Linked DNA regions of Homo sapiens: all the other regions are linked to region 4. The links are chromatin contacts, found by Hi-C or POLR2A ChIA-PET in ENCODE. All regions are on one chromosome and are shown on one strand. Each heading gives the region's core, a stretch centred on a gene start or an enhancer-like site at or near the end of the contact. The rest is flanking DNA. Distances are from core to core; before and after follow the strand shown. Region 1 holds the start of CCN2-AS1 (CCN2 antisense RNA 1). Region 2 overlaps LOC105378005 (a long non-coding RNA gene). Region 3 holds the start of CCN2 (cellular communication network factor 2). Region 4 holds the start of MED23 (mediator complex subunit 23).

The links. A loop is a pair of places that touch in the nucleus more often than their neighbours do. ChIA-PET counts read pairs that join two places held with the same protein, here RNA polymerase II (POLR2A). Pooled maps may share reads with other maps.
Region 1: a loop to region 4 is called in a pooled map, with 2.8 times the contacts of the local background. The contact joins the promoter of CCN2-AS1 here to the promoter of MED23 in region 4. A Hi-C loop is called at or near these places in 1 of 50 pooled maps. POLR2A ChIA-PET finds 5 or more read pairs at or near these places in 2 of 52 experiments (HepG2 and activated T-cell).
Region 2: a pooled map shows a loop between it and region 4 (4-fold over the local background). The contact joins the enhancer-like site here to the promoter of MED23 in region 4. A Hi-C loop is called at or near these places in 1 of 37 single-sample maps with no recorded cell type and 4 of 50 pooled maps. POLR2A ChIA-PET finds 5 or more read pairs at or near these places in 2 of 52 experiments (OCI-LY7 and activated CD4-positive, alpha-beta T cell).
Region 3: a pooled map shows a loop between it and region 4 (19-fold over the local background). The contact joins the promoter of CCN2 here to the promoter of MED23 in region 4. A Hi-C loop is called at or near these places in 3 of 50 pooled maps. POLR2A ChIA-PET finds 5 or more read pairs at or near these places in 3 of 52 experiments (AG04450, HepG2 and WTC11).

Annotation. Positions count from the first base shown.
Region 1 is chr6:131,898,659-131,906,164 of GRCh38, forward strand. It overlaps CCN2-AS1 (CCN2 antisense RNA 1), which reads left to right and starts at 3,294. Exons shown (of 3, transcript NR_187596.1): 1 at 3,294-3,493; 2 at 5,289-5,576. RefSeq lists enhancers at 2,664-3,217, 3,218-3,770.
Region 2 is chr6:131,363,220-131,370,616 of GRCh38, forward strand. All of the region lies in intron 3 of LOC105378005 (a long non-coding RNA gene), which reads right to left. Among named protein-coding and RNA genes, the nearest start is that of ARG1, 210 kb to the right of the region's middle. Within about 2 kb of position 5,217, at least 12 of the 41 ENCODE cell types and tissues checked have a DNase peak (open chromatin) inside an H3K27ac peak, as active enhancers do; they include OCI-LY7, where a contact is called at or near this core.
Region 3 is chr6:131,947,436-131,954,693 of GRCh38, forward strand. CCN2 (cellular communication network factor 2) reads right to left here and starts at 3,937. Exons shown (of 5, transcript NM_001901.4): 1 at 3,672-3,937; 2 at 3,335-3,557; 3 at 2,857-3,108; 4 at 2,514-2,725; 5 at 741-2,125. The coding sequence starts at 3,737. The coding sequence ends at 1,829. The region is part of intron 2 of CCN2-AS1 (CCN2 antisense RNA 1); the gene reads left to right.
Region 4 is chr6:131,626,562-131,633,525 of GRCh38, forward strand. MED23 (mediator complex subunit 23) reads right to left here and starts at 1,681. Exons shown (of 29, transcript NM_004830.4): 1 at 1,450-1,681; 2 at 1,080-1,111; 3 at 835-922. The coding sequence starts at 1,488. RefSeq lists enhancers at 1,321-1,370, 1,501-1,670.

The DNA.
Region 1 (7,506 bases), core at 2,044-4,543, 270 kb after region 4:
AGTCACCTCCCCTCCGGCCCCTCCTCTAACAGTGAGAATTGCAATTTGACATGAGAGTTGGGTAGGGACACAGACCCACACCAAGTTGGCATATATTTCTTACAAAGATAGTTTCCTTTTCATATGTTTATCGTCATTGTGTTTGTCTGTTTGCATTGCCATACAGGAATACCCACAACTTGGTAATCTAAAAAGAAAAGAGGTTTATTTGCTTCACAGTTCTGCAGGCTATGTAAGCATGGCACCAGCATCTGCTTGGCTTCTTGTGAGGCCCCAGAAAGCTTCCAATCATGGCAGAAGGCAAAGGGTGAGCCAGCATGTCACATGGAAAGAGAAGGAGCAAGAGAGAGAGGGAGGAGGTGTCAGGCTCTTTTAAACACTAGGTCTTGTGTGAACTCTTAAGGTGAGAATTCATTAGCACAAGGACAGAGCCATTCATGAGGGATCCACCCCCATGACCAAAACACCTCCCACCAGGCCCAACTCTGGCATCGAATATCACATTTCAACATGAGATTTGGAGGGGAAAAAACCATCCAAACCATATCAGTCATGTCTCCAAAACCATCTGTTATTTCTAGCATAATGTCTGGCACATCGGAGTTGCTCAGTAAAAAATGTCCAGATGAATGAAAACCAAAGGTACAGTCATACCAAACATCCACTTAAGACAGCTAAGGAATAACAAGTTACAGAAATACAGCCAGAGGACAATTTCACAGTAATTATTCTTTGCCTCCGTAGTTTTCAAGTGCTAGAAGATACTTTCAATGGGAAATTTTTTGAAAGAGTTTATTTATAGATCTCTTCCCAGTGCACAAAGCAGAATTTTTAAAAATAATAATAAAAGAATAAGAATACTTTTCAAGAGCCATTCACAATTGTTTCAGTTAATCTGTCCTGTGGAAAGTCTGCTGCCTGGTGAACTGAAGGGAAAGCGTGAACTTTTCAGTTTTGACATCTCAAATGAAAACCTCTCTACAAAGCACATAGTGTTTCTCCAGTGACAAGCTATCATAAACATTCACTGGCAAAGGTGGAGACACAGGGTAGTGCCTCTTGGTTCTCACATCCCTCAACTCCAGGTAACACCTTCTGCTATGAGGAAAAGCACATCAGTGCTACTGGTGTTACTACCCCAGTAGCAAACACACTGGGGCATCTGGAACAAATAGATTTTGGGCAACTTTCACACACTTTACCAAAGAGGAGAGACATTTTCTCACCCTCCCTCCTATCTTTGAAATTCAGGGCAATGGAGTTTAGCATTGGCTAAGTTAGTAGTGAAGTGAATTAGAGGTAAACAAAATTATCCCATCCATCAGGTGTCTGATGGATAGTTGACAGTGAAACTGAAATATGGAACATAAATTTTCATAGACCCAATGAATCAGCAATATTGTGATAACCAAGACATCTCTGAAATAGATCAAATACAAATATAAAAATAATCATAGCTATCATTTACTGGGTTTTGTTCCAGACATTGTGCTAAATGATTTACATTATCCAAGCAAGAATTTGAACCCAGGACTTGGCAAAGTTCATATATTTAAACAATACTGTATATTGTCTCCTCTGAAAGCACATTGAAAATGTTCCTGTTCTTTCATTAAGTTCTATTCCATCAGTAGTTGCATTCTAAACCAGTTATTCTGGCTTGAATTCTGCTGCACTGCACAAGACATTTGTTTTGTATCATCTTCCTTTCCACTTTCAAGCATTTGAGTTCACACCTGTTGACATTCTTTCTAGTCCCTCATAGAGGAAGTGTAACTCTTTTTCTTTCAGACCTGATGCCTCACTTCCTACAAGGCTTTGTTTCTCAAATCACACACACACACAGCCCCCCCCCACAAACACACCTGTAATTCCCACCTCTGTACTGCTTCCATCTCTCTTCTTGAATATGCTCTTGTCCTTCCATTTTTCTATTGTCTTTACCCCATTCCTTTTGTTGCCTCTGGCTCTCTTAGGCTTCTCTTTACTGTGGGACAGGACTAATAGTACTTGGTTTATATTTTCTGTCTTTATTTCCTTACTAAGCTGTCCCTTTTTTATATGTCAGTTTCTTACTGCCTCCTAACACCTCCCCACCTCCCATAACCTCCCTTTTAAAAACAATAGAGATTTTCTAATGGCAGATTTTATTTTTATTTTGAAAATTAAAAAAAAATACTGTGAAGTATAAGGAAGAAATTAACAAGCATCCATGCAACCCATGACAGTTAACGTTCTGCCTTCTTTGTTAGCTTCTTGATTATTGCATTAATCTCTTTTAAAAATATTTTTCATCACTGTGATTATCTCAAACATTCCTATATGTCCCCTTGCTTTCATTTTTTATCAATGCTTATTATATTACCTGCTATTTCTAGTTTATTATTTCTATATTTTTATTTTTTGGGACCTGCTATTCCCTGTTTTAAAATCTCTTTCTATTGTTTTATTGTTTCTTCTTTGAGCTTCTTTTTATTTATTGGATTTGTATTCCTTCCTATCAACCTGTTATATAACATGAAACATTTTTTCAGTGTTTATTCTCAATTTTATCACCTGTATTTTCTTCTAAGTGGAGCAGGTGGAATGAGCCTTTCCTTTCTACCTTCCTCTCTCCCTCTATTTCTTTCTTCCCTCCTTCCTTCTTTTATTCCATCCTTCCTTGTTTCCTCTCTTCCTTTCTTTGTTTTATTGTTTTAAACCTATAGCATATTTACTGAGTTTAATGCCATTTCTTTTTATGTTATTCAAGATCGACATTCTATTTTACTCTGAGATGGATAGGTGACCATCTTCCAAATTGTGTCTGAGTTATTTGTTTCTTCCTTTACAGTGTCAGGGAGGAACATTTTGTAGCTTATCAACTTTTCTGAAGCCAAAAGGAAGGTTAGTGTCAGGCCTCTGAGCCCAAGCCAAGCCATTGCATCCGCTGTGACTTGCACGTATACACCCAGATGGCCTGAAGTAACTGAAGAATCACAAAAGAAGTGAATATGCCCTGCCCCACCTTAAGTGATGACATTCCACCACAAAAGAAGTGTAAATGGCCGGTCCTTGCCTGAAGTGATGACATTACCTTGTGAAAGTCCTTTTCCTGGCTCATCCTGGCTCAAAAAGCTCCCCCACTGAGCAACTTGTGACCCCCCACTCCTGCCCGCCAGAGAACAAACCCCCTTTGACTGTAATTTTCCTTTACTTACCCAAATCCTATAAAACGGCCCCACCCTTATCTCCCTTCGCTGACTCTCTTTTCGGACTCAGCCCACCTGCACCCAGGTGAAATAAACAGCTTTACTGCTCTCACACAAAGCCTGTTTGGTGGTCTCTTCACACGGACGCGCATGAAATTTGGTGCCATGACTCGGATCGGGGGACCTCCCTTGGGAGATCAATCCCCTGTCTTCCTGTTCTTTGCTCCGTGAGAAAGATCCACCTACAACCTCAGGTCCTCAGACCGACCAGCCCAAGGAACATCTCACCAATTTTAAATCAGGTAAGTGGCCTCTTCTTACTCTCTTCTCCAACCTCTCTCACTGTCCCTCAACCACTTTCTCCTTTCTACTCTTCAATCTCTCCCTTCTCTTAATTTCAATTCCTTTCATTTTCTGGGAGAGACAAAGGAGACACGTTTTATCCGTGGACCCAAAACTCAGGCGCCGGTCACGGACTGGGAAGGCAGCCTTCCCTTGGTGTTTAATCATTGCAGGGGCGCCTCTCTGATTATTCACCCACGTTTCAAAGGTGTCAGACCACGCAGGGACGCCTGCCTTGGTCCTTCACCCGTAGCGGCAAGTCCCGCTTTTCTGGGGAAGGGGCAAGTACCCCAACCCCTTCTCTCCTTGTCCCTACCCCTTCTCTGCTTTTCTGGGGGACAGGGCAAGTACCCCAACCCCTTCTCTCCTTGTCTCTACCCCTTCTCTGTTTTTCTGGGGGAGGGGCAAGTACCCCTCAACCCCTTCTCCTTCACCCTTAGTGGCAAGTCCCGCTTTTCTAGAGGAGGGGCAAGTACCCCAGCCTCGTATCTCTGTGCCCCAATCCCTTATTTCTGTGCCCCAACCTCTTATATCTCTGCACCCCAATCCCTTATTTCCACGCCCCGACCTCTTATCTCTGCACCCCAATCCCTTATTTCCGTGCCCCGACCCCTTCTGTACCTCATCCCTTATTTCCATGCTCCAACCTCTTATCTCTGTGCCCCAACCCCTTTTCCCACTTTTCTGGAAGGTAAGATCCCCCGAACCCCTTCCCTCCTTTTCTCTAGGCTTGCTTCTTTCACTATGGGCAAACTTCCACTCTCTATTCCTCCTTCTACTCCCTTGGCCTGTGTTCTCAAAAACTTAAAACCTCTTCAACTCACACCTGACCTAAAACCTAAATGCCTTATTTTCTTCTGCAATGCCACTTGACCCCAATACAAACTCGACAGTAGTTCCAAATAGCCAGAAAATGGCACTTTGAATTTTTCCTTGCTGCAAGATCTAAATAATTCTTGTCGTAAAATAGGCAAACGGTCTGAGGTGCCTGATGTCCAGGCATTCTTTTACACATCACTCCTTTCCTAGTCTCTGTGCCCAGTGCAACTCGTCCCAAATCTTCCTTCTTTCCCTCCCGCATGTCCCCTCAGTACCAACCCCAAGCGTCACTGAGTCTTTCTAATCTTCCTTTTCTACAGACCCATCTGACCTCTCCCTTCCTCCCCAGACTGCTCCTCATCATGCCGAGCTAGGTCCCAATTCTTCCTCAGCCTCCGCTCCTCCACCCTATAATCTTTTTATCACCTCCCCTCCTCACACCTGGTCCGGCTTATAGTTTCGTTCCGTGATTAGCCCTCCCCCTCCTGCCCAGCAATTTACTCTTAAAAAGGTGGCTAGAGCTAAAGGCATAGTCAAGGTTAATGCTCCTTTTTCTTTATCCCAAATCAGATAGCGTTTAGGCTCTTTTTCATCAAATATAAAAATCCAGCCCAGTTCATGGCTTGTTTGGCAGCAACCCTGAGACACTTTACAGCCCTAGACCCTAAAAGGTCAAAAGGCCGTCTTATTCTCAAAATACATTTTATTACCCGACATTAATAAAACATTAAATAAAACTCCAAAAATTAAATTCCGGCCCTCAAACCTCACAACAGGATTTAATTAACCTCGCCTTCAAGGTGTACGATAATAGAAAAAAGTTGCAATTCCTTGCCTCCACGGTGAGACAAACCCCAGCCACATCTCCAGCACACAAGAACTTCCAAATGCCTGAACCGCAGAGGCCAGGCATTCCTCCAGAACCTCCTCCCACAGGAGCTTACTACACGTGCCGGCAATCTGGCCACTGGGCCAAGGAATGCCCGCAGCCCGGGATTCCTCCTAAGCCGCGTCCCATCTGTGTGGGACCCCACTGGAAATCGGACTGTTCAACTCACCTGGCAGCCACTCCCAGAGCCCCTGGAACTCTGGCCCAAGGCTCTCTGACTGACTCCTTCCCAGATCTTCTTGGCTTAGCGGCTGAAGACTGACACTGCCCGATTGCCTTGGAAGCCCCCTAAACCATCACGGATGCCGAGCTTCGGGTAACTCTCACAGTGGAAGGTAAGCCTGTCCCCTTAATCAATATGGAGGCTACCCACTCCACATTACCTTCTTTTCAAGGGCCTGTTTCCCTTGCCTCCATAACTGTTGTGGGTATTGACAGCCAGGCTTCTAAACCTCTTAAAACTCCCCAACTCTGGTGCCAACTTAGACAATACTCTTTTAAGCACTCCTTTTTAGTTATCCCCACCTGCCCAGTTCCCTTATTAGGCTGAGACACTTTAATTAAATTATCTGCTTCCCTGACTATTCCTGGACTACAGCTATATCTCATTGCCGCTCTTCTTCTCATTCCAAAGCCTCCTTTGCGTCCTCCTCTTGTATCCCCCCACCTTAACCCACAAGTATAAGATACCTCTACTCCCTCCTTGGCGACCAATCATGCACCCCTTACCATCTCATTAAAACCTAATCACCCTTACCCCACTCAACGCCAATATCCCATCCCGAAGCACGCTTTAAAAAGATTAAAGCCTGTTATCACTCGCCTGCTACAGCATGGCCTTTTAAAGCCTATAAACTCTCCTTACAATTCCCCCATTTTACCTGTCCTAAAACCAGACAAGCCTTACAAGTTAGTTCAGGATCTGCGCCTTATCAACCAAATTGTTTTGCCTATCCACCCTATGGTGCCAAACCCATATACTCTCCTATTCTCAATACCTGCCTCTACAACCCATTATTCCGTTCTAGATCTCAAACATGCTTTCTTTACTATTCCTTTGCATCCTTAATCCCAGCCTCTCTTCGCTTTCACTTGGACTGACCCTGACACCCATCAAGCCCAGCAAATTACCTAGGCTGTACTGCCACAAAGCTTCACAGACAGCCCCCATTACTTCAATCAAGCCCAAATTTCTTCCTCATCTGTTACCTATCTCGGCATAATTCTCATAAAAACACATGTGCTCTCCCTGCCAATCGTGTCCGACTGATCTCTCAAACCCCAGCACCTTCTATAAAACAACAACTCCTTTCCTTCCTAGGCATGGTTAGTGCAGTCAGAATTCTTACACAAGAGCCAGGACCGCACCCTGTAGCCTTTCTGTCCAAACAACTTGACCTTACTGTTTTAGCCTAGCCCTCATGTCTGCGTTCAGCGGCTGCTGCTGCTTTAATAATTTTAGAGGCCCTCAAAATCATAAACTATGCTCAACTCACTCTCTACAGTTCTCATAACTTCCAAAATCTATTTTCTTCCTCATACCTGACGCATATACTTTCTGCTCCCCGGCTCCTTCAGCTGTACTCACTCTTTGTTAAGTCCCACAATTATCATTGTTCCTGGCCCAGACTTCAATCCGGCCTCCCACATTATTCCTGATACCACACCTGACCCCCATGACTGTATCTCTCTGATCCACCTGACATTCACATTTCCCCAAATTTCCTTCTTTCCTGTTCCTCACCCTGATCACGCTTGATTTATTGATGGCGGTTCCACCAGGCCTAATCGCCACACACCAGCAAAAGCAGGTTATGCTATAGTACAAGCCACTAGCCCGCCTCTTAGAACCTCTCATTTCCTTTCCATCGAGGAAATCTATCCTCAAGGAAATAACTTCTCAGTGTTCCATCTGCTATTCTACTACTCCTCAGGGATTATTCAGGCCCCCTCCCTTCCCTACACATCAAGCTCGAGGATTTGCTCCCACCCAGGACTGGCAAATTAGCTTTACTCAACATGCCCCGAGTCAGATAACTAAAATACCTCTTAGTCTAGGTAGACACTTTCACTGGATAGGTACAGGCCTTTCTTGTAGGGTCTGAGAAGGCCACCGCAGTCATTTCTTCCCTTCTGTCAGACATAATTCCTCAGTTTAGCCTTCCCACCTCAATACAGTCTGATAACAGACCAGCCTTTATTAGTCAAATCAGCCAAGCAGCTTTTCAGGCTCTTAGTATTCAGTGAAACCTTTATATCCCTTAC
Region 2 (7,397 bases), core at 3,967-6,466, 260 kb before region 4:
GTGTGCATTTGTGTATCCGTGCTTTTTTTCCAGATGTTTTCATTCTTGCCATGGTTTGAGGCTTCTATTGGATCCCTAGAGTACATCAGCTGACCTCGAGGATGAAGCCTGTCCCTGAACTCATTCATTCAACAAATATTTATTAAGCACTTACTGTGTGCCAGGTAGCATGCAAGGTACTGGGATTACAGACAATTAAGAGATGATTTTTGCTCCAAAGGGGCTTAGTTTGGTTGGGGAAAATTACAGGTAATCAGATACATTACAATGGTGGTATAGTTGGTGCTGTAATAGTGGAATAATATGAACAGAGGGCTCTAGACTCTAAATTAAAAAACTGTGACTTCACGAGATCAAAAGAATTCCTTGCAGAATTACCATTTGAAACAATCTACGAACCTGAGTAGTAGTTTATCAGGCAAGTTGGGGAGAGACCTTCCAGGCATGAGGAAGTGCACATGGGGTGGTATTCAGAGTATGGCTGGGTCAGAAGGCAGGAAAAAGTTGGTAAGGTGGGAAGAGAGGGAAGAGATAGGGCTTGGAGCCAGCTCTGGAAGGTTCCTAGGCTGTTTGCTGGAGAGTGCTTTTCCAAAGGAAGATTTTACGATGAAGGTAAAAATACATGCAATACAACATTCCATCACAGGTTGTGCCATGTGCCTGTTCCTGAACCAGTCACTGTTGGAAGGGGATCTGGCTCTTTGAAGGAGATTCAGCTCCTTTCTAACCACATGAAAATGATTCCCCTTGATAAAGAAGTGCCTTATTAATAGAAGAAGTGTTGAGGAAGGAAGGGGGTCTTATTAGGTGTCCACTATGTGAGGTAGTGCCAGTAACCTAAGTATTAACTATGCAATATAGATGATAAATGCAAAACAAAAAAAGGAATAATGATGGGACTGCCATCAGAGTTTCCAGAGAAGGTGGGTGATGACACATACTAGGGTAATATGAAATCCTGTTAATAATAGATGAAACAAAGCCTAATTCTAAAGTAAATCTCCTTTTCAGAAAACTCACACTCTACTTACAGAGACTAATTTTTTATGACATTTGCTTTTAGTGGTAATTGCAGTGACTAGACCAGTCCAACATGCAGCTATTAGGAATGAAATATTCTTTTTTGAACAAACACTTAGTCTGGAGTCTAAAAGTCAAAGTTGTTATAGCAATATCTCTTTAGATAATAACTACAGAGGCTAATCATTCATCCATAGTTAATGGAGATTTTAATTAGGCAGCATAATTTCTGAAAACAAGGAGAAAAAGAAACACAAAAACCAGTAGTTCCTGAATATGAGAGTCAGTTCTCTCATCACCAATGTGATGGGTACCAAATTTATCACAAAAATAATTCCTCCTGACATTTGCATCATGCTTTTATGCTGTCATGTACTAACTCAGTTGATCTTTAGACCATTCCCAGAAAGCAGGCATCATTATAATCATCTATATTTTATAGATAAGAACACTGAGGCAAAGACAGGTCACACAGTTAATGAAAGGATGACTCTAATTCTCCCACTAGTGTTTTTCCATAGAAGAACACATGCTCAGCTGGGCACAGTAGCTCATGCCTGTAATCCCAGCACTTTGGGAGGCTGAGTTGGGCCGGTCACTTGAGGTCAGGAGTTCGAGATCAGCCTGGCCAACATGGTGAAACCACGTCTCTACTAAAAATACAAAAATTATCTGAGTGTGGTGGCACATGCCTGTAGTCCCACCTACTCAGGAGGGTGAGGGAGGAGAGTTGCTTGAACCTGGGAGACGGAGGTTGCAGTGAGCCGAGATGGTGCCACTGCACTCCAGCCTGGGGACAGAGCAAGACTCCATCTCAATAATAATAATAATAATAATAATAATAATAATAATCCTGCCTCCACCACCTACTATGTAATTTAAGTCTTTTTCACTTTGATTTCCTAGCTGTAAAAAGGTGATGATCATACCTAATATGAGTAGAGTATTAAAAATTATCTTTCTCCTTAGCTATTCTTTGTGAGTTCTCTCTCCTGTACTGTGTGTATGTCCTTAAGTTTAGCCTTGAGGCCGAAGTGAGGAAGAAGGAAGGCACTGTGCCTGTCCTCCTGGCATGAGCCTAGTGGAGGAAGTTCATCTGGATAGAAAAGGGAAAGGAACCCCATCTCTACTAAAAATACAAAAATTAGCCGGGCATGGTGGCGTGCGCCTGTAATCCCAGCTACTCAGGAGACTGAGGCAGGAGAATCGCTTGAACCTGGGTGGCGGAGGTTGCAGTGAGCCGAGATTGTGCCACTGCCCCCCAGCCTGGGGGACAGAAGTGAGACTCCATCTCCAAAAAAAAAAAAAGATGGAAAGGAAAGCACAGCCTTCACCTTCTGGCTTGAGGGGTAAAAATGAAAAACGGAAGTGGTAGCAAAGAAAAGGAGCAGAGTTCGAGTTTTCTCCTTCAACCTGCTCTGGCATCTATTCAAGGGGAAGTGATGTGAGTGAGCCCAGCAACAGAAGGTCTTCTGCTTCTATTTACGCTCAGGCTCTAAAGGAAATCTCTCCTGCAGGCTGGTCCAGCCCTGTGCTGAGTAGCCACATCAAAAAAGCTTGGTGCACAGTGTGATTAGCCACCAGACAGAGAAGGATCCAGTATATCTCCCTGAGACCCCTTGGTTGCCCATGGCAGGGCAAGACCTGTCTGGGAATATGCTAGTGTCTCAGTGACTGTGCTCCAGGTGGACAGAAAGACCTGGAAGATGCACAGGGGTCAGAGTCCAAGGTTTCAATTTGGAAATTTTAAGTCTAATTGAGGGCTTTTGCCTTTCTCCATGAATACATATTGCTGATTTTGTTAATTCATTTAGCATCTAGGATTTTCTTTGGCAAATTTATTTTGCAGTCATTATGTCTTCACTCTAAAAGCAAAGAATTCCATAATGTCTTTCAGAAGCATTAACTAGTGTGGGATAAATATGAGGTTATAAGTCAGTGCAAAGAAAACAGTTTCTTTCCAACCAGTTTAATGCTTATTTCCTATGAAATGCTGCTGTTTCTTAAAACAAAACAAAACAAAAAGTAGTCACAGTACTGCCACTTGCTCATGTGGCTCTGCATTGTGCCCTAAGAGGTGTTGTACCCAGGTCCCCATGGGAATGGTTTGCAGTTAGGCTGACACAATCACCAATTCAGAGGTCCAAACAATTACCAGCAGCACTGAACTTGAAACACAATGTAAACATTGACTTACAGACAATATTTAAACCTGCATTTCTTTCCAGACTTCACCTTAACAAAATATGTTCTCTTCAGCCAGACACTGTCATTCACAGAAACGAAAAACTCCTTTGAGACACACTCTGTCCTCCCACATGTTCATGTAAGGAGGAGTTTCTCAGCCCCAGCGCCATGACTATTTTGGGCTAGATAATTCTTTGTGGTAGGGAGCTGGTCTGCATGGAAGGGTGTTTAGTAGCAGCCTTGAACTTTATTCACTGGATGCCAGTAGCAATCATCGAAATGGTTCCAGACAGTACCAGATGTCCCCCTGAGTGGGGCAGGGGGAAGGCAGAATCACTCCTGGTTGAGAATCAGAGGTGTGCACCCTCATCTGCCTGCTCTTGGTCTACATACAGTATGTCCCAGTTAAGTACTAGGTATTATTTATGTAAGAGTGATTTATTTTAAGCAATAATACCCTTTCAGAAATTGCTAACAACTTTGTAACTATATGACAACTTGGTGATCAAAAGTCTACCTTAAAAAAAAGTTGAGGCCGGGCACATTGGCCCACACACTTTGGGAGGTTGAGGTGGGAGGATTGCTTGAGCCAAGGAGTTTGAGACCAGCTTGGGCAACAAAACAAGACTCCATCTCTACAAAAATAAAAATGAAAAAATTAGTTGGGTATAGTGGTGCATGCCTGTCATCCCAGATACTCGGAAGGCTGAGGTGGCAGGGTCACTTGAGCCCAGAAGATTGGCTGTAATGAGCCATGATTGTACCACTGCACTCCAGCCTGGGTGACAGAACCAGATCCCATTTCATTAAAAAAAAAAAAAAAAAAAAAAAAGTTGTTCACTGTCTTCCTCTTGGGGGGCCTAGTCCCTTCCCTTTCTTGGCCCAGCCTTAGCCCTACTCCAGGTTCAGTCGGCAGTTCAGGGGTGCTTGGCTAGTGGGTGGTTGTAGGTGTGGAAGCCTGTGAGGGAGTCGGTGGAGAAAGAAGGGGGCAAAGTCCTGGCCTCTGGCAAAGTCCATATTTGCTTCATTCTCTGTAGAATTCAGTTAATTATCAGTATAATTACCATGATAATCAAGGCCTTCAAAAACTTCAGTTAATCCTTAGAAACTATCCCATCTGTTTACTCCAGTATGCTAGGCAAAGTCTATCATTTTTAACGTGTGCCATGGCAAGAAAAAGTTTTGGGAATCATTGAAGTACCTATTCAGAAGGACTTCCTTAGCTCTCAGAGAGCTAGGTGCAGTGCGAGTTTAAAATGCAGGCTCCTGGCTGGGTGTGGTGGCTCATGCCTGTAATCCTAGCACTTTGGGAGTCCGAGGCCGGTGGATCACCTGAGCTCAGGAGTTCGAGACCAGCCTGACCAACATGGCAAAACCCGGTCTCTACTAAAAAAAAAAAAAATACAAAAATTAGCCGGGCATGGTGGCGGGTGCCTGTAATCCCAGCTACTTAGGAAGCTGAGGCAGCATAATTGCTTGAACCTGGGAAGGCAGAGGTTGCAGTGGGCCGGGATGGCACCATTGTACTCCAGCCTGGGAGACAAGAGCAAAACTCCATCTTAAAAAATAAAATAAAATAAAATAAAATGCAGGCTCCTGGCTCTCATGCCAGACCAATTGCATCAAAGTCTCATAGTTTGGAGACCTGGAAATCTGCATCTTAAAAATTATTACATTATAGTTTTTTAATATTATGAAAAAAGTATTCCTACTTTTCCTTCGCAGTCTAGAGCTCAAAACTGAAAACACGGGAGAGTAACAAGCAAAAAGACTTTTCCTTAGGGGTTTCTCTACATCCAGTTTCTAATGGGTTACTTGCTCACAAGCAGCAGCAGAATTACTGTCTATTTCCTCCCCAGTCCGCTGGAGGGCTTCGTTATTTTCCTGTTAAAATCCAAAAAGATGGGGACTCTTATCCAGAAATGACATTTTGATTATTTGACTGAATTTCCCCCCAAAATCAATACCCTGGGCTGTATACATCTGCAGCCTTTTAATCTTTTTTTTTCTGAAAATCAATATGCTGGGCTCAACTAGTTAAAAAATGAGAACTGAAACAAACAGCTGGATTCATTTAAGACATTTCCTTTTCATTTCAACCTGAAATAAACTTTTCAGCAGATTGTCTTTGTGGCAGTTGGAGGCCAACATAAATTTCAACAGTGGGTTGCTTGCCTTTAAGAAACCAAGACTTCCTGGTGCTCCTGCCAACAAAGCCTTCCTCGGGAGTTGGCAGGCGCTCTGCAAAGCACCAGGCTCTGTCAGTGTGCACAGAAGGGGGACGCCTGCTTTCGGAGAAGATGTGACCAATTCAGATATAGCCTGGCAGGAGGACTCTGAGGACATGGCTCACAAGTTGTTACCTGATATCATATCCTGCTACTCAGCATGGCCCCCTGCCCAATTCCTCATTGTTCCTCTCTATTGTATACCTCCTACTTGGGCAATAGCAGAGAACTAATTTTTTAAAGGGAAAAAAAAAAAAAGGTGAGAACATGCTGTGAAAATCTCTATTGACTGTGCAAAAGCAGTGTTTGTCCTCGTTTCTCAAACCTCAGCTTTTGTTCAGGTTTATAATTTTCTCAGTGGGAACAAAGCTGCCTAGATTGCCAAAGGATTTTTGCCCTGAATCCAATGCAGGTATGCCCGTGACTCTATCTATGGATACCACCCAACAAAGTGAGATAAAAAAACACAGACGAGCAGGGTGATCATTGTGCTTGTTAACTTATTCAACAAATATGTATACTGGATATCGGTTGTGGGTCAGACTCTGTGTTGGATGCTGGAGACACAATGGAAAACAAAAGAGACGGGATCTCCACCCTCACTGGGCTCATTGATGTTAATCAGACAATTGCTCAAATAGACACAAAAGCCCCTGTGAGAGGGGCCATGAAGAAGGGGTGCAAGAGATTGTGGGAACTGTCTTCAGGGATTTGGCCTGGCCGGGAGGTCAGGAAAGGCCTCCCGAGAAAATGAGGACTGATTGAGAGCTGCAGGGTAGGAAAAGGAGAAAGGAATAGGGGGGTAGTAGCATTTGTTTGACAGAGAAAAGTGAGTGTTTCCCTGTGGTGGGGATTGCATGATGGCATGCCACCTTTGAGGAACAAGGTGTAAGTGGTTGGGATACAGAGAGCCAATGAGGCTGTGACCAGAAACGAGACTAGAGTCAGACCCAAGGGCCAGACCATGCAGGTCCTGGTTTAGCGTTAGGTCTTTGTCCTATGAGCAGTGAGCATATATATCATCAATAGGTTTTTGCAGCAGTGTGGTAGGACCAAATTTGTTTTAGATCTTAGAGGAGAGGCCAAATTTACCTCTACCCTCTTAGAGTTTTTCAGCTGAGCCTGCAAATTAAACTGACATAAGACCGATACACAGAAAAGCATACACGTTTATTTAATATAAGTTTTATGTGATATGGGAGTGCTTCATAGGGAAATGAAAACCCAACGTGGCACAACCTAAATGCTTTTATACTAGCTTGAATAAAGTGGCAATTGTGGAACAATAACTAAACTATGTGGAAAGGCTAAAGGAAGATATGAATGAGTTTAACAAGGTCTGTTTTACAAAATTTCCTCACTTTCAACTTCCTGTCCTTGGTAAGAATGTTATTTTCCTCCTGGTAAAAGAATTGCACATATGGGGGTTTTGGCTCTTGCTTTTGGGAAGAAAAATGTAGGGTCAGAGCATTTGTACCTGCTGCTTTTATTTTTATGTGCCTTTAGCTCAAAATATTCCTTATGCCAAAGTGGCATACTTCGAGGTGGCATATTCTGCCACCCTTCAATCATTCTCTGCTTATGAGCTGAAACCTGGGCTCCATGACTTCCTGGCATGCCATTCGATGCACATTTGAAAGCAGAAGGTATCCGTGTGAGGTAAATCGAATATGTCACCCAAAAATATGCTTCTTTGGGATAAAAAATTTTAAGCTAAAGAAGCAGCAACTGGAGGAAAAGCACTCTATATACGCCCCCTTTTTTGTCTAAAGACAGGATATAAATTATTTTTTACTGGAGACAACTGTAGACCCTTAGGAGCTCAGAGACAGCACCAGAGGAATCAGTAAACCAACCTTATTGCATTAGTTTTCTCCATCTGTTTACCGTCCTACAGTTTCCCACCTTGGAAGACTAAATCTACTTTCCTTCATCCTGTTATTTTTCTACAAATGTATTTTC
Region 3 (7,258 bases), core at 2,687-5,186, 320 kb after region 4:
TCTCATGTATAAACCACTTGGTAAGGTAGGATGCATTAATCTGGAAGTCTGATAAAGCTAAAGACTTGGGCAAATGGAGGAATTACTTTCAAAACAAATTTCTATTAATGTTAATGAATGGAAGATTTGCTCATCCTCCCTTTTCTATTTATGCCATCTGTTTGTCATTGGTTATCATGGCAACCAAAAACGGAATTATACAAAACAAGACTTATGAAATAGCTCCATTTAAATGAGGATTTCATTTCATAATTTTCAGATTTAACAGTAAGGTAATGAAGTTCAGAAACAGACCTAGAGCATAAAATTTTTAAAAAATGTAAACATTTTCCACGTGCAAGGCACATAGACTAGTTTGTGATGTGAAGGGTTGGAAACTAACCTATAACGGCCAGAGAGGTACAAATGCCAAAAGGACCAAGTGTAATACAACAGGGTTAATGGAGACTGAAGTAATCTAGAGAGAATTGAATTTAAAGTGTCTATAAAGTTCTGTGAAGATAACAAAAAAAATGGCTGTATAGTCAATGTGGTGTGTATGCCTGCAAGTCTGTGATACTTGATTCAGTGTGAAGTATGTTTACATAAAAATTCTATGGAATAATCAATTTATTAATGTATAGAATAATTAAAGATATTTAGAAAATTATTGGTGAATTATCTTATGATTAATAAGAACTTCCTATTTATGCTCAAGAAAACTCAGAAATGTTTAGAAGGATAAATGAATAACCAAGCCCTTTATAGAAAAAATATACACTTTATTTTCAACTAGAAAGGTGCAAACATGTAACTTTTGGTCACACTCTCAACAAATAAACTGTCCGAAAAACAGTCATATCAAAGTAGAAACAAATGCTTCCAGGTGAAAAAACTGATCAGCTATATAGAGTCACTCAGTTTTTAATAAAGGCCATTTGTTCATTAAAAGTGAGGCTACCACATTTCCTACCTAGAAATCAGCCTGCCAAGGACACTGATGCCTCCCCTTTGCAAACAATCTGTTTTGACGGACTGTCATTCTATCTGAGCAGAATTTCCATATAAGTATCCATTTCATGCTTTGAACGATCAGACAAGCTTTACATTCTACCTATGGTGTTCAGAAATTGAGGCTAACATTGAAATATCAAAGCATTAAAAACAAAAATAAAAAGGCACAAACAACTTTAAATTAACTTAGATAACTGTACATATATATATATATACACACACACACACACACACAATATTTACAATATAAATTTTAAAAAATCTGGCTTGTTACAGGCAAATTCACTTGCCACAAGCTGTCCAGTCTAATCGACAGGATTCCGATTCCTGAACAGTGTCATTCGAATCAGAATGTCAGAGCTGAGTCTGCTGTTCTGACTTAAGGAACAACTTGACTCAGTCTCTTGATGGCTGGAGAATGCACATCCTAGCTGTCACTGGGGCTACAGGCAGGTCAGTGAGCACGCTAAAATTTTCCTTCTCAATTACACTTCAAATAGCAGGCATATTACTCGTATAAGATGCTATCTGATGATACTAACCTTTCTGCTGGTACCCTCCCACTGCTCCTAAAGCCACACCTTAATATACATTCTGGTGCTGTGTACTAATGTAGTTCCACTGTCAAGTCTTAACATTCTTCAAACCAGTGTCTGGGGTTGATAGACTATTTGTTTGACATGGCACAATGTTTTGAATTGGGTGGGAATCTTTTCCCCCAGTTAGAAAAACAGATTTAAATAACTTGTGCTACTGAAATCATTTTTACGGAAAAATGAGATGTGAATCAGTTCAAGTTCCAGTCTAATGAGTTAATGTCTCTCACTCTCTGGCTTCATGCCATGTCTCCGTACATCTTCCTGTAGTACAGCGATTCAAAGATGTCATTGTCTCCGGGACAGTTGTAATGGCAGGCACAGGTCTTGATGAACATCATGTTCTTCTTCATGACCTCGCCGTCAGGGCACTTGAACTCCACCGGCAGGGTGGTGGTTCTGTGGGGGGTGCAGCATCGGCCGTCGGTACATACTCCACAGAATTTAGCTCGGTATGTCTTCATGCTGGTGCAGCCAGAAAGCTCAAACTTGATAGGCTTGGAGATTTTGGGAGTACGGATGCACTTTTTGCCCTTCTAAGGAAGACAAGGGAAAAGAGAGAGGAAAAAAAAAAATCAGCGACTCTACAAGAGGAGTGGCTTTCTTCAACCCTCTGTGTTTTAGTCTTCTGTTGTCTGACTTCTGTTTATATTTTGAGGGGAGGAAGTTTGAGTCTCATTTGCTATGTCCAAAAATAGCCAGAGCCTCTCTTGGAATGTCTTGAATTAACTAACCCTGTGGAAGATTTCGTAGTGGAAAACTGGTGGTTGCTATTACACAAGCTCTCATTCCAGCAAAACAGCTCAATGGTTAGATAGTTTTGGAGATAACGGGCTTATACTAACAAGCGTGGCAAGAGCCCTAAGTTGGGTCCTATCCACTGTTTTTCCTGTGAAAAATAGTTAATAGGAGCAGAACATGTACCTTAATGTTCTCTTCCAGGTCAGCTTCGCAAGGCCTGACCATGCACAGGCGGCTCTGCTTCTCTAGCCTGCAGGAGGCGTTGTCATTGGTAACCCGGGTGGAGATGCCCATCCCACAGGTCTTGGAACAGGCGCTCCACTCTGTGGTCTGGACCAGGCAGTTGGCTCTAATCATAGTTGGGTCTGGGCCAAACGTGTCTTCCAGTCGGTAAGCTGCGAGAGCAGAGCACACAAACACCATGTAAAACGCCTGGATAAGGTATTTCCCCCGTTCGGTCGGCACAGTTAGGACTCCCTCCCTGGGAGAGAATCACGACCCTGACTTAGAGGAAGACTCGACTCACCCGCGAGGGCAGGCCCAACCACGGTTTGGTCCTTGGGCTCGTCACACACCCACTCCTCGCAGCATTTCCCGGGCAGCTTGACCCTCCTCGGGAAGGGGCAGTCAGGGCTGGGCAGACGAACGTCCATGCTGCACAGGGGCATGCAGCCCACCGCCCCGTCCAGGCACGTGCACTGGTACTTGCAGCTGCTCTGGAAGGACTCTCCGCTGCGGTACACCGTACCACCGAAGATGCAGGGAGCACCATCTTTGGCTGGAGAAGAGGAAGGGAAGAGAGGGGTGGGGGATGCAGAGGTCAGGCATTGGGGCACTCTCACATCCAGAGCGTCAGGGATGCGAGTTGGGATCTGGGCTGCAGGGGGCGGGCTGGCAGCAGCTGGAGAAAGAAACTCAGTCCGAGCGGTTTCTTTTTCCAGCGGGCGGGTGGGCGTGAGGGAGGAGGCGGCCGGACACCTAGCGGTGGGGGCTGCGGGTCTTACCGGTGCACACGCCGATCTTGCGGTTGGCCGGGGAGCCGAAGTGACAGAATAGGCCCTTGTGCGGGTCGCATGGGTCGCGCTCGGTGCACAGCTCGCCCAGCTGCTTGGCGCAGACGCGGCAGCAGCCGCAGCCGTCCAGCACGAGGCTCACGCCCGCCGGGCAGCGCGGCGCCGGCTCGTCCGGGCACCGGCACGGCCCGCTGCAGTTCTGGCCGACGGCCGGCTGCAGGGAGGACAGGGCGGTCAGCGGCGCTCGGTCGGCGCGCACGCCCTCCCCGGCCGGCCCCGAGTCCCTCCCTGGCAGCCGCCGGCCGCAGCGGGGGCTCCCGGCGCTTACCCGGCTGCAGAGGGCGAGGAGGACCACGAAGGCGACGCGGACGGGGCCCATACTGGCGGCGGTCATGGTTGGCACTGCGGGCGGAGCGGAGGGCGCGGTGGCGGCGAGCGGGGAGCGGCGGGGCCTGGAGCGCTGGCGGTGGTCGGAGGTGGGGACCGGGACGCGCCGGGCTGTCGTCTCGGGGCTGTCGGCCGGGGCGGCTGCCGTCGAGCTGGAGGGTGGAGTCGCACTGGCTGTCTCCTCTCAGCGGGGAAGAGTTGTTGTGTGAGTTTGGGGCGGGCGGCCCGAGGCTTTTATACGCTCCGGGCGGCCGCGGCTCGCCAATGAGCTGAATGGAGTCCTACACAAACAGGGACATTCCTCGCATTCCTCCCCACCTTCCTGCCTCATCAACTCACACCGGATTGATCCTGACCCCTTGACACTCAGCATTCCTCCGTCTGAAAAAGCTGGCACACTCCAGCTCACAGAAAAAAAAAAAAAGGAAAAAAAAAAGCGCAGTATTTCCAGCACCAAATAGAATTTTTTTTTCCCTATCCTCTTCGCACCACTCCTGATTCATATCATTTATAAACACACTGGCAATTATTTCTTATTTCTTTTTCGAATAAGTTTGCCCTGTTCTGTCCACTGACATACATCCTTTTTAGGAAGTAGGTAGCTGAAGAGGCAAACAGCAGGAATTCCTAAAAAATTCGAAAAGGTTTCTCCCCCCCAACCCTTAGCAATGATTTGCGTTTTAGAGGCTATAGGCTCTTGAAACTCTCCAAAGAGTAGAAAAGGAGTGAGTTGCTTTTAACCATTTGAAATCCTCAAGATGCCTACCTGTAAAACCCTGAATTCTATATTTGAGATTTGATCATTTGTCACTTGAGGTAACGGTTTTGGGACAAGAAAGAGAACAAAGACGCGTGTGACTCAGGATGCAGTCTCCTGGGGCAGATTTCCAAAACTCTTGCTTAGTTTTCTCTTAATATATGTAGGAGTTTTATATAGGCAAGGACAAGGGAGGAGTGGCCATCAATGTTTCCAGAAAAAGGGATCCATTGTTCTATCAGAGCAAATGATTCTGTGTTGGGTAGGTAGGGGCTCTGGGTGTCAGGGTGGGAACACTGGGATGCAAAGGGGGTTCACCTAGGAGCATTTAAACACAGCTTCACTAGGGTCTTTGAGAAATGAGTGCATTTTCTTATATTAAAACCTATAATCTTCAAATGTGGATTGGATTTGGTTTGTCTTGTTAAAATAAGAAGTCTGATTCCATTACAAGAGCAGTGTACCCTGTTGTATCTGGATATAAACTAAGATTGACAGTGAATAATATATTTTTAGTGACTCCCCACACATCTATGAATAGTGATTGTGACTTCTCATTACCCAAGGAACATGCAGCCTGAGGGAGTGAGGTCAGGACAAGGAAAGAATAGGCTTTATTCTCCCTGGGTGTGTGCAGATGTTGAATATGGCCAATAAACCTAAGCATATCTCCATTTCTTAATATAGTGCTACTTAGCTTCACTAAAGACCCAACTAATTCACTGTGCTTTCATTTGGAATCTATGTTGTTTAGTGGCTTTTTTGTTAATACCTCCAGTTCCCATTTTATATAAAGAGAGTGATTCTAGGGCCATACCATTTTTGTATTCTGTAATGCCGCATCATTTGACATTGGTGTTACCAATGAGTAGATTCCTTTAAGTTGTTGATGCTTCAGAGCATGGGTTCAAGATAAGCATATCTGTTTGTGGTGCAAAGATCGGCTTTAGAAACAATGCATTATAGATTTATCATTTGAAAACAGCCTGTTTAAACTGATCAAATTTTTAAAGTTTCAGTACAGTCTGTTGAAAAATAGCCAAGAAGAAATATAACCACTCCAACTTCAGCATAGAGCATATCATCTGTGCACGATTACCTCGTTAAGCCAGCCACATGTTATAGAGTGTAGTTGCATGTCAATAGTGTGAATGGCCAGCAAAGGGGTGGGGGTGCCCTCTGAAGCTCAGGAAGAATTTTCGTCATTGTTATTTAATGTCCTTTCCAAGCATTCCTCAAAAAGAAGAGGCCTAAGAGTTCCTATTTAAAGAAGGAACATTCCAAGTTAACTTAATAGCCACATGTGTATTAAAGGCAACTTGGCCCTCAACTTTTTCTTCCCTTGTGGATGATTTTAAAAGTCCAAAATATGTGGGAAGCCACAGTGAAACCTTTCAAGACCTAAACCCCCAATTACATCTACCTCTAATGGTTGGAAAGGTGTGGTGGCTGGGGAAGGGTAGGGATGTGCAGTGCGAGTCTCACCTAAGGTGGGATGTGGGCTTGGTGGTGAGCTCTCCTAGCTTGCAGAGTGAGGTAGGTGGGAGAAGGGTTGGGGAATTTCTGAATCCTCAGGAGAGTCTGAAAGCTACCACCATCTTCATGCCTGCAGCAGGGAGACTCATTCATGGAGGGGATAAATTGTTGTACTGGGTTATAGTTAGATGGCCTAGGTTGTATTCTTGGAACTGCCTTTCGCAGATCTCAGGGAAGTCACACGTAGGAGCCATATTCCCATTTCTGTTTAAAAAATGAAAGTAATCATAATTTTTTTAATTTAATAGGGTTCAGTGAGGGCTGAGTAGATGAAAATTCCAGGGAATTGGTGCTTTATTTTTTTCAGATTTTCTTGATTTTTTTTCAATCTCTGTGTATAATAAGTATATTACCATTCTGCTCTGTTGTTAAAAATGTCAAAAGAAAGAATTTGGTTTTACTATAAAATTCTCATAGTCCCTCGAAGTCTCAAAAAAATCTATAGTCAGTTCCAAATAGATGATTTTAATGTTGCTTAAGAGGAAATAAGCATATTGAAATATATAGAACATATGAAATCTCAGGAAAGAAAAAGTTTCTGTGCATTATCAGGTTAGATTGAGGCTTTATGATCAAAACTCTTTTTGAAGGAGTTAAAAGACTATTATTAAGAGAGTGACACAGAGACAGACAGACACATACATGCACACACACCCAGAGAGAGAGAGAATGAGAGAAGACACCCAAGACATTCACAGACTCAGAAGTATGTTTTTATTGTGATATGGACCATCAAATGCCAGGAAACTCAAAGGGAAAGGCTGATACTCCATCCATAATTCATGCCATGGGATCTGAATTCTTGCACTATTATCAATGACTCAGCAAATGTTTGTGTGTGCCTGGGCGGTAAAGTGGGAAATAGTGGCTTCTTATAACTTCATCCAACTTTGACTTACCCCAGCCCCTTTGATTGACAGCAGGTCAGAGTTGGGAGAAAAAGATCTTTGAATTTGTGTGCAAAATGGTTAAGATGCACTAATTTTGACTTGTAAGCAAGTATTTATCTAGCAAATGCTTTTTAGAGAGCATTTTTTCCTCGTGGTAAAATGAGGAATTAACTAAGCTGGCCACTGAGTCCTGTTTACCAAGCTATATAAGGTATGTGTGTGTGTCTACTAGGGCATCATTTGTACTGGTCGTTTGGTTAAGTCTTGTAAGATGTTCAGCTGTGGATGTATTACATTCCTTCCCTTAAGTTTTTTGTTGTTTTTTCCTCCCTAAAAAAAAAAGGT
Region 4 (6,964 bases), core at 431-2,930:
AATACTTCTAGAAGAAAACATAACCTGAGGATATTGGCTACAGACAGAAAAAATAACAGGTAAGAGAAGAGAAAGAGACTAGTTATTGGATCCACCCTTTTATACCTGTGCATTTTGAACCATATAAATGTATTACCTATTAGAAAACAACTAAACAAAAAGGTTAAAACATGACTGTATTGGCATTATATGATCCATGTCTGAGTGGCAAATCTTATCACCAGTGGCTGACACGCAAACAGTTCTCATTTCCCTACCTATAGTGTACCATGAGAAGGTAAGGCACTACTGCAATGTGAGCTCTTCGAGGATGACACATTTTTGTCTTTTTCACGGATACATTTTCTGGTAGCTGTTCTTTGTTACTTTTACAGTTTGTCTCCTCATTTTTACTATAATATTTTCCTATCCTTATTATAGAATCTTGGTATTCCTATTGTAGCATCTTTGTATCAATGCTGTGCCAATTCCTTTATTTAGCAGAAAAATGGAATTTGTATCCTTGACAAGTAAAGCTTAACATATCTGTTTTCAAGTGTACCAAATAAATCCGAATAGGATGAAAATGATCTCAATTAATCTAACATAGGGGAGGTTTTTTTTTTTAAACATCTCACACTGTGCAGTATCAACTTGACTTCTCAACACAGGTTTTCCACTGAAATATACAAATTAAAACAAATGGAAGCCAGAATAAAAAATGATAACAATTTTATTTCTCCCTTCTCAGGAAGATCTTAAGAGCAGCATGAAAGTAAATGTTAAAAGAAAAAAAAAAAAAAAAAGAAGAGGCCAAAAATCATCAGCTGAATGTATTAAAAATGAAGCGCTCACCTGAGAAAGACCACCCCAAAACTGTCTGAAGGCCCCCAAACAGCTAATTAGTTTTGTTTTCTCATCTTCAGGAGTATCCATAAACATGCTAAAAAAATAAAAATTACATTATTTGTCATTCGTTTTAAAAAGGTAATTACACACAATCAGAATAGTGGATCTTATAACCTTCCAACACGAAACTAAGTAAAATCTGACAGACACAATCACATAAAAACACAAAACTCTGCCACGCATACACTCACCCAGGAAAAGCCTCTTCTATAACTTCCGTTTTCTGTAAAAAAAAAAAAAACAAAATGTAAACAATGTTAATTTTAAAAAGGCGCCTCCCTTAGCCAAGTATTACAATGTAACACAGGGCAAGTCACCTTAATCAGCTCTGAAACTATCAATACCTGTCTGGCCTGTCACTGTATCGATTTCAAAGGATACAATGAACTTGACAGCAGTTTGAGAATCACTAAACTTCCCCGCATACAACCTCGGTGTCAAAACAAGGGAATAAAAAGGGAGGCGTGAGAGGAGGTTGCCCAGGCCAGTTTCCTTGGTCGGCTGCCCCCGCGTCTCCCCGTCCCCAAGCCGTAGTCCTGGATGGCCGGCAGCTGCACTCACCACCACCTCTTCGAAAATGCTCTGCAGTTGCGTCTCCATCTGTACTATCACCCCCGCCTTTCCAGGGTGCCCGGCAAGGCCCGGATCAGACTCGAGCTCTGGGAATATAGGGGCAGAGGGGCGGAGACCTCTGGAGGAAACCGTAGCTCCTCGGCGTCGCTTCCTCCCCCAGCGCTTTACCTGGAGCGTTCCCTCCCGAGCCCAGCCAACAGCAGGAACCTGTACGGAAGACGGGAAGGGCCCGGTACGCGCCGTTTGCAAACCCCGCAGAAACCAGCGGCGCCACCAGAAGGTTCCGTCTGTGGAGAAGGGCGGCCCGCAAGCCGGACGAGAGCGCCCCCAAACGGAACCTTGAGCCCAAGGACCCCGGAGGCATCGTCGACCGCAGGCCGCCACCTCCCGGCTGGAGAAGGAGTTGCTTCCTGTTCGGGGCTAACCCGCTTGCAGACTGAGAAATGAAAAGTTTGGAACCCAGAAGCTGCAGCCTGCGGAAAATGCTGGAGCCGCAGCCGACACCAAGTTGATGTCTGTGAGCAGCTGACCTTCTGGACCTCCATCAGCGGCCTGCAGCCAGGAGCTGAAGCCACAGAGACGGTGTCTTCTCAGCTATGATAACCTCAGTGCAAATGTAATTGATTGACTTTTGAATGCCAAACCAATTTTGCTTCTATGGTATAAATGCTACTTGGTCATAATATATTATCCTTTTTAATATATTGCTAGATTCTATTTGCTATTATATTGTTGAGAGTATGTGTTTTTCTTCATATGCCACCATCATCACCAACCCCTAAAACATCTGTTATGTCTTGAATGATCAGCTTTCTTTGCCTCATAAAGAAAATTGTTGATGAGAGTCATAGACATCCAAAGGCCTTTCACTTCTTTGACGGTTGTGAAATGCCACAAACTGCTAAGCATGAACTACTCCTTTGTAGCTGCTAAGTGATGAGCTGATGACTCCCCATTCATGGTTTTGTTATACAAGTGTCTGACCTGGCATAAATTTAGTTTTCTAACAACTTTAATATGCACATGCAACCATGTTGTCCACACAATAGCTACTAAAAGCTGAAAAGAAATAATTCAGATTTCCTGCTGGAGAAAAACTTGAAAAGTTAGGCTTAGGGTATTGTTTGCTAGGGTTGCCATAACAAAATACCACAGACTGGGTGGCTTAAACAACAGAAATTTCTTTTCTTGTAATTCTGGAGGCTGGAAGTCTGAGGTTGAGGTTGATAGGGTTAGTTTCTATAGAGGCCTCTGTCCTTGGCTTGTAGATGACCTTCTTCTCCTTGTGTCTTCACATGGTCTTCCCTTTGTACATGTCTGTGTCGTAATTTTCTCTTCCTAGAAGGACATCAGTCAGGTTAGGGCCCATGTATCTACTCTAAAGAGCTTTAGCTTAGTTGAAGACATAGACATTTTAAACCATAATAGAGTGTGATATGTGCAATACTAGTGATGCTAATAAAGTGCCAGGGAGAAAAGGAGGAAATACAAATTTTTCTACAGAAAGGAATTTAGAAAGATACCTAGGGGAGTTTGCTTAGATTGCTGTGAACAGCATACTATAAACTGGGGGGTAATTTGAGTCTGAGCAAACTGAAAGCTGAGAATTCAGGCTTCTTGTTCCATCCTTGTCCTATCAGGATTTAGAGTGGGGGACTAAAGAGCCAACTGGAAACTCTGAGCAGCTGGGCAGGGCTTATCAACTTTGAGCATCTTTATAGTGTGTTCTGGGGACATTGTTTCTTGGAGAATCCCCAAAGTTGGTATCATCAGGTCTTTCCCCTTAGGCTGGTCTGAATCACCAAGGAAGATACATCTAATCTCTTACAAGTGGGTAAAGTTCTGACTGGCTGCCAACCTTCTTGCAGCCAAAAGGAACAAGAAGCCTGATCTCTTACAAGTGGGTAAAGTTCTGACTGGCTGCCAACCTTCTTGCAGCCAAAAGGAACAAGAAGCCTGAGTTCTCAGCGTTCAGTTTGCTGAGACTCGAATCACCCCAGTTTATAGTATGCTATTCACAGCAGTCTGAGCAAACTCACGTAGATATCTTTCTAAATCCCTTTCTGTAGAAAAATTTGTATTTCTTCCTCTTTCCTCCTGGCACTTTATTAGCACTACTAGTATTGCACAGATTACACTATATTATGGTTTAAAATGTCTACTTCTTCAACTAGACTAAAGCTCTTTAGAGTAGATACAGAAATTAAACATGCCTGCATTTCCTAACACCTGGCATAAAGTCTGGTACTTGGTGGTGCTCAGTCATTATTCATTACTTTGGGTAGAATAAAAACATCTGAAGTGCCTTTATTTTATGGACAAGACTTCCTCTGAGGTAATAGCTATTTCTGGAATGCTGGATGTAGAGAAAGATTTGGAACACCTACAAAGTTATACCTAGTAAAGTTATTATAATTTATAACAGTTGGGTTCACTGGACATTTATGTATGTGGTAGCTTATACTTCTAATGTTATTTCTGAAACCGTTACAAAATTTATTCAGCAAGTGTTCATTGAATGTCTTCTAGGTGTTGGCCACTGTGCTAGACACTAGAACAAGACTGTAAGCTCAAACTGACCTAGTTCCTGCCACCACGGAGTTGACACGGCAGAGAGGAGTTTAAAGGTTTGGGGAAATAACTTGGTTCATGCCAGGTTTCAGAGATGTAAACAGTACGTGGCCTGTACCTTCTGCTTCATGGATGGGCACCGTGGGAGCACTGTGACACTGAGCTCTACCTCGGAGAGCCCAGGCAGCATGGTTGTTTTATAATGTCTCTTCTGGAGACATCTCTAGAATTTGAGTCATAAATGAGGCCCTCATGAGTACACTAAAAATGAGAAGAGCCTATGAAAACCTGGAAAATGTTTGGAAATCCAAAGATTTCTGAGTTTCAAAATGAACAAGAAAGGGCTCCTAGAAATCTAACACTACTAGGGAATATTTCTGTACTTGAGACAAAGTAAGAGAAACAGTCTTCCATGAACCAGAGACAACCTTAGGAATGCTGATCGTTCAGTAGAAAACAATTGCTACACCACAGGAGTCATCACATCAGGTTTCTCATCTCCAAATTGATTATAGATGTTCATTGTGCTGATCAGTAATGAGATTTTTACTTATTTAGTCAGAAAATATCTTTTCACACACATAGGTACTGGCAAACAGCGGTATCAAACTGTGACCATTGATTCTACTTTGCCATAGTCATTGTTTGGAGGACTAGAGCTGGGCTCTCTATTCCATGCTGGGTGTCTGCTTTGTCTCCTGGTGTGTACCATTGCCTCTCAGACCTGGTTTGGCACTGCTGACATCAGTCTCACCAAGACAGCCAGTTCTCAATTCAGCTTCAGTGTTGGATCTCCACTTGCTGAGGATTAGCTTCTGTCCTTCCTATACCAACTGCCTACCTGGTTAGCTTTCTGATTGCTTTGTGTGCTTGTCAATCTCCTTGTAGGTTTTTCTGCTTTTTCCTCATGACTGGCCCTCCCTGAAGTTAGTCACCTGCCCATCTATCTCTGGCATTATGTTATTATGTGAGGTCTCCCTTCCTTTGTGGACTCCTTCTTCCTTTTGCTGTTGGACCTGAGCCTAGCATCCGCCTCACCTCTACCACCCTCCTCAGTGCGATTAGTTTCTCTGGGCTCTCCCAGTCTAGCTTGTCCACCTATCACCCAAGATCTAGCACTGGAACCAGGAAGGGCAGGTTCCTGAGACAAAGAAGTTGATGTTGGCAGGCCCCTAGGGCTTTTCTGAGACAACAACAACCCATTTGTTGCCAGAATTCTGTGGACACTGAGACCTTCTGTAACATGAGGAATGTTTACGGTTTACATTGATGGGTGATGTAATGGTAGCTGCCTCTCAGAATGCAAGCGTTCTAAGCCATTAACTTACTTACAAATTACTCTGAACATTTTAATGTTCAGAGTAAAGTTTCAGAACCAAGAAGGTACAGGTTGTTCTGAAGTTGAAGAAGAAAAGAAGAGAAGGTACAGATTGTTCTAAAGTTAAAGAAGAAAAGAATAGGCAAACTTTCAAGGTCCAGTTAACTTAGAAAGTGTAGGTTCAGATTTAAGTGACACAGGCAGTCTATTCCAAAGTCTAACTTGCATGGAAGGTGTGGTTTTGGCTTGTGTCTATTGATCAGGTGAACTGTTAAGTTTCTTTCTTTCTTTTTTTCTTTCTTTTTTGAGATGATGGTCTTACTCTGCTGCTCATGCTGGAATGCAGTGGTGCCATCATAGCTCACTACAGCCCCAAACTCCTGGGCTCAAGCAATCCTCCCCATATTCTCCCACCTCAGCCTCCCGAGTAGCTAGGACTACAGGCATGCACCATAACTCCTGGATAATTTTTTATTTTTCATTTTTTGTAGAGACAGGGTCTCACTATGTTGCCCTGGTGGGTCTTAAACTGACATAAGTGATCCTCCTGCCTCAGCCTCCCAAAGTGCTGGGATTACAGGTGTGAGCCACTGCATCCAGCCAGGAATAAGTTTCTAGAACTTGAAAGACTCAAAAGAGGTTGGGGTTTAGAGTTCAGTTAGAGAAATTGTTATAGCCAAAAATATGGCTAGCAACTTGGCAATGCCAACCATCTTCACTATACCTACTTGTATTATACATAGGTAGATTCCTTGAGGTTTATTCATCTTAGGACCTGAAGGACTAGGATGTGTCCCTATTATCATATCCAAAATTTAGTGACTTAGAGATAATCTAATAATCTCTGATAATTCTTAAAAATGAAGAATTCAATGTCCAGAATCACTTAATTTGTAACACAGACAGTCACTTACAAGCTAAGCCTTTATCAGAGGCCCCCTGACTTCCCCACCTAGGATTTTTTTGTGTGTTTTTCAGGGTTGAAAGGGGATAGGGATATACTCACTATGTACCCACAATTTTTTTAATTAAAAAAAGAGAAAAGGGATGAGGGATGAGGATGAAGGAAGAGAGAAGTGAAATTCTGGCAGTGTAGAACATAAGGAATCACTTAGTAAAGATACAGAGTAAGAGTCAGTAGTATGTTGGTGATATGGTTAGGCTTTGTGTCCCCACCCAAATCTCATCTTGAATTGTAGTCTCCACATGTTGAGGGAGGGAAGTGATTGGATTCTGGGGGTGGTATCCCCCATACTGTTCTCATAATAGTGAATTTTCACGAGATCTGATGGTTTTATAAGTGTTTGACGGTACCTCCTATGCACACATTCTCTTCTTTCTCCCGCCACCACGTGAAGAAGGTTCTTACTTCTCCTTTGCTTTCCACCATGATTGTAAGTTTCCTGAGGCCTCCCCAGCCATGTGGAACTGTGAGTCAATTGAAGCTCTTTTCTTTATAAATCACCCAGTCTCAGGTAGTTCTTTATAGCACTGCGGAAACGGACTAATATACTTGGTATACAAAACTGGTATAGAATCAAGTTACATTTTGGAGAATACCAGGAAGAAGCATCTGAAAGGGCAATTGGAGTGTCAGAACCAGGTTAAGAGCAG